2 separate regions of the Mus musculus genome follow, and region 2 is linked to region 1. A link is a loop called in an ENCODE intact Hi-C map of the cell type or tissue named here. Cell type or tissue: heart. All regions are shown on one strand.

Region 1 (2,500 bases):
TTTGAGCAGCGGCGGCGGCCGGAGGAGGCGGCGGAGAGCAGCGGCGGGAGCGGCGCAGGGGACGGCGGGGATCCCGCGGGCGGCTGGCTGGGACGGCGTGGGCGACCCGGATTGCGGGCACCCGGAGCCCCGTTTCAGCCTGAGGGGAGGTAAGGCGTGCGGGAGCGGCGGCGGGCTGCCGGGGGACGTGCCACCCACAGTCGCTCTCGGGTCCCTGCGCTTCGGAGCCCGGCCGGACTCCGAGTCTGCACGAGTGCGCTCCCGGCCCCGGAGCACTCGGGGATGCCCGAGGAAAACTTGGCTGCCGAGTCCCGGTCGCGCCCCGACCGCTCGGCTGCCCGAAGCTCCCGGCCGGGTAGGGGGCGACCCCTCCAGCCCCCGCTCGCTCGGGAAGAAAGCGGAGGATGCGGGGCTCGCAGTTCCCCTCCTCCCCGGGCCGTCGCTCCGAGGAATCCGCTCCCCCGCCCAGATCCCCGCGGCAGGACCGCTGCCTGGGAGGGGGAGGGCGCGCGGCCAGGCCGAGGAATCTTCGACGTGTCACTTTGGGAGGCTGTAGATTTCCATATGGTGGAGGGAGGAGGGCGTGCGTGCGCGCAGAGCTGGGATTCGGGGCTGCCTTGGCCCCCTTGGGGGTGCCGGGCTGTGACCCGGGACCCGGGATGCTCGCGGGGAGGGTCCCTGGGCGACCGGTCGCCCCCGCCCCCGCCGGGGCCTCTTGGGGACACTCCCCGCCCGCCTCTGGCCACCTCTGCGCGCCACGTCCTCCCTCCCCGTCCTGCCCCCTGGGCTCCCCCCGGGCTGGGGGCGGGAACCGGCGGCCGCGGCTGGACTCGGCGAGCCAGGCGGCTGCAGGCTCGGGCGGGGGAGCGGGGCGCGGCGGGAAGCAGAGGACGACCCGGTGCGTGTGGGCCAGCGGAGCGCGGGTCAGTCGGTCAGGCTCGAGGGGCGCCCCTGCCGGGGGTGGGGCGGCCGGGAGACCCAGCGGGTGGAATCCGCGCCCCGAGGCGGCGGGCGGGCTGGGCGGGCCGCGGGGACCGTCTGGTTCGGATGGCAGGCAGGAACGAGCTGCCGTGGGAAGGGCCTGTCAGTCCTCGCGGAAAGCGGGGCCCGGGGCCCGGGGCCGTGACCGCCTAGCGTCCCCAGCGCCCGGCCTGGGGAGCCTGGGGGACTCTGCGAGCGTCCCGGGAGACCTGGCTGGGCCGCCGGGCGGCGCCGCTGGCCGGGCGCCTTCCCGGAGAGAACGGCTGGGGTTGGAGATTTTTCGAATCTCGGCTCCCACCCGGCGATCCCAGACGAAGGAAGCACTGGCATTTTATCCAGACAGTGCGGATTGCAGACTTCCTTAAAAGTTACAACTTTTTATTTTCTTTTCTCTCAGGCCCAGCGTTTTCTTTAAACAAAATGTAGAATTTGGCCGCGATGAGGCTGACGCTGGGGCCAAAAATGCACACGTTTATCTCCATCCCGGCTAGTCCCCCTCCCCCTCTTCCCTCCCAGGCTTAATCATATTTTGGAACTGGCGAGGGCTTTTGTTGGGTGGGCACCCTTGATTGCTTGTCTGTTTATTTTTTAATGTGCAACTAATTTGATTTGAATTTCCTCCAGTTTCCAGGCCTTACTAGGAGAAGCTAGGGGAGAGGGAATGTGCCATTTTTTTTTCTTTTTTTTATAAATGTGGCAAGAGGTGGGGCATTGGGAAAGGGGAGGCACCCTGGTTGTGGCAGAGAGTTAGTAGGAGCAGACAGACCCGGAAGAAAAGGAATCCATTCTGGAATAACATTCTTTTTTAAAACAACAACAAAACAGTACAAAAGAAAGTCAGGTTTTGAGCAAAATTTCACTGCTCTGTTCAGATTTGAGTGCGTGGCGCTCCCGCATCTCCAAGTATCGGCTGGGACCCTGGGAACTTGAGTTATGCCACACAGCGCATGCATGCATAGCAACTCTGACCTGGTTTTGTGACTGGTGTGGGGGCTGTTGGTTCGCTCCTCGTTGGAGGCTGACTGTGGATGCAGTAAAGACTGGGTTCAGTAAATTTCCTGGCTCCCTGGGAGCAGCTGTTGAAGAGGGTAAAGTCCCTGGACATGCTTCTGGCCAGGAGGGCCAACCGGAGTTCATGCTTACCGAGACGCGAGATACGCGGCAGCCTGGCTAAAAGTGAGGCCTCGTTGATTATTGTTTTAAAAAGTTGCTCTCTTAGTATTGTCCTTAAACTTGCATGTGCTTTTCAAGCATTTTATTTTGATGCTTATGAGAAAAAGCGTTTGTGTGACAAGATCGTGTTCCTTTAGCATCTGTTAGCACTGTCGAGATCTTGTAGGGTGGGGGCTGGTAGCATCTAATGACAGTATATACAGTTCCAGAAAGACATTTTGGTAATCTTTTAAGACCCTTTAAAAATAGCTGTGATCAGAGCCTGGGATGTTTGGAGGAGCCCGTCTTCTGTCTTCTGGGGCTTCTAAAGGAATGCAGAGCGTGAGCACCAGCACCTCTCCTGGTT
Region 2 (2,500 bases), 150 kb before region 1:
TCAGAAACTCAACTGGGCTTTCAAATCAGCAGGGAAGCTTCCTCCTCTTCCATTTTAAGACAGACTTCAATTTCCTCCTAGTCAAATAGGGATCATCAGAATTGCTAACTCAGTCTTGCTGAAAGAATCAATGGGATTCAACGTATAACAAAAAGCCCGGTGGTGCAGCTTGGACTCTAACAGCCAGGTCTGTGATCAGTTCTGTTGAACCCATTTGATGGGGAGGGAGAGAACTGACTCCACAACTTGGTCCTCTGACTTCACGCATGCAGTGTGGTGCATGCACACCTGTACACATCACACAGACGCATCATGTAAGAGTTCAAGGCTTCGAGCTTCGTTCCACACACTTAGTACATGTCTTCAAACATCAGTCAGTATGGATCCCACTCATCTGAAAACGGACACATTCAGAGTAAACACTTTAGACATAACACTTCAGACATAAGACATAAACACCTTCATTTTGCAGATCTGATATCTGTGATTGGGAGAGGCTTCGTGACTTCTTCAAGGGCACAGGGCTGAAACATTGCTATCTAGCAATCCAGTGCAAGTCTCCCAGGCCCCGGGTCTTCGATCACCACACTGTTATCTGCCCCGTAATGGAACGATAAGATTTCTAGCCGTGGTCTGGTGATTGCACACGTAGGGACTTGTTAGTATAATGTCCGAGTTAATAACATTTAAGCTCTCCCCTCAGTATGGGGCACCCTGCTTATTCATGCACCTACATCTTGCTTTCTTGTGTCCCACTCAGTGCTGAAATAATTAAAGCTGACCTTCAGACATTTTACCAACAAGCCAGATCTCTGGGTGCTACCACACCCTCAAAGACATGGACAGTCCAATAGTTGCTTTCTAGAACTGAGGGAAGAAAATCTGGGGGAAATGTGTACAGTTTCAGAAACCTGAACATTATCCAGTTTTCGCGGAATTATGTGAAATAGCACAATCGTATATGCCTTAGGTTAACCAGAACCCCATTCACGATGTTAAGAACTGCAACAGGTTGGTGTTTGCCATTCTGGTCACAAAGAAAAGAACAGGCATTTTACTGTGCCCTTGTCTGGGAGAAATCAAAGGGTTAATTCTTCAGCGCTGTGTGCCAAAAAATGTCTAGTTTACAGACTGGAACGAATATGGCACCTTCGTTTTAAACAGCCAATTTCCAGTTTTGTGTGGCTGTCGAGATTCCTGAGCTAGGGACAGGGGCCGGGGCAGGAGAATGGGCTGGGTTTCTTACTTTGAATGTGGACATATGGGCTGTGGGAAGGAAACTATTTAAGATGGGGCTTAGGGAGAGGGGGGAAAAGTCGCCTTTCCCCAGCTGAGATTTTTCCAGGATGTCGTCATACAAGCTCCAAAACCTCCTCTGAACAGTAGATGGCTCTCATTGGCTGTATGCAAATGATGCGCAAGCACTGGTTTCCTGGCAGAGGAAAACTTACACCAGAGCAGCGATCCAGTCCAAGCCTGGCTCTCCACAATCCTGAAAGACGGGGCAGTTTCAGCCTTTGACATGCCAGGAAGTAATTCCATAATGTCACTCATGCTGAGGGCTCACCGGTCCTCAGACAAGAAGACACAAGTGCAGCGTGTAAGATTTAAGTTTTCGGACAGACTTTAGTACAAAGAGCAGAAACCATGGGAGGAGCCAGAATTACACTGAACACCGACACTAGTAATTAAAGCCACCGTAAGGGAAGAAAGGCTTCTGCCAGGAAACTGCAAGCACAACCCGAAGCCATTCCTTCCCCCATTTTTCAGGCAGGGGGTCCTTGCCATGTGACAACCAGATAAGGCTGTGTGGGGGTCATTAACGTTCCTGCCCATCCTGGAGGCGCAGAGGCCTTCCTGAGGTTTGCTGACCTGTATGCTTCAATGTGTTTCATTTTCTCCAAGAGCAGGCAGATGAGAAAGGTCAGGAGACTTAGGTTAGAAGCTGGGAAATGGACCAGGGCCCCACAGTATGACATCATTTTCTTGCAATGCAATGAAGCAAATGACACCAGAGCAGCGATCCAGTTCCATGAAGGAAGAAAACAAAAACAAAAACAATCACAACAGTAGAGAAGCCTGACAGCCACAGCAAGTCCCAGAATCTGCAGAGGAAGGGCCTGCCTAGCTCAGCTCCTGCCTCTTTGTTAATATCCTTGGCTAGAGCACCTTGGAAGAGAGGGTAACAGGGATTGGGGGTTGGGGGGAGGGAGAGGGAGGTGGAGGGAAGAATGAGAGGGGAGAGTCTGGAGAACAGGAGTGGGGAGTCTGGGAAGTGAATGGTAGACTCTCCCTAGACCTAGGTCAGGGTTCACTACTATTTATTGACTGTCTTGTGGCTGGTCCAAGGGGAAGGAGGAGGATTTAAACCTTGCTTCAGTGTCCAACTGCCAATCCCTAGGCAGAGCTACATCTGCCCTTTTCTGACTGAAACAAATGTCTTATGACTCTGCTGTCCTGACTTTTCTGGAGACATGCACAGAAAGGCCTATTCACCTGG

What was found. Peaks named below come from ENCODE experiments on the same cell type or tissue, not always from the same donor. Only the 100,000 strongest peaks of a DNase experiment are listed, where the experiment ranks them.
Region 2: it touches region 1 in a loop (4-fold over the local background); 14 of 42 quality-filtered maps call a loop at or near these places.

What each region holds. Positions count from the first base shown.
Region 1 is chr3:27,708,769-27,711,268 of GRCm38, reverse strand. It overlaps Fndc3b (fibronectin type III domain containing 3B), which reads left to right and starts at 817. Exons shown (of 26, transcript NM_173182.3): 1 at 817-923. In heart, CTCF peaks have their summits at 15 and 1,167; DNase peaks (open chromatin) are centred at 788 and 2,008; H3K4me3 peaks cover 2,500 bases; H3K27ac peaks cover 2,500 bases.
Region 2 is chr3:27,862,418-27,864,917 of GRCm38, reverse strand. No RefSeq gene overlaps it. Among named protein-coding and RNA genes, the nearest start is that of Gm26040, 4.4 kb to the left of the region's middle. In heart, a CTCF peak has its summit at 1,384 (motif pointing right); a DNase peak (open chromatin) is centred at 1,417; H3K4me3 peaks cover 1,233 bases; H3K27ac peaks cover 2,345 bases.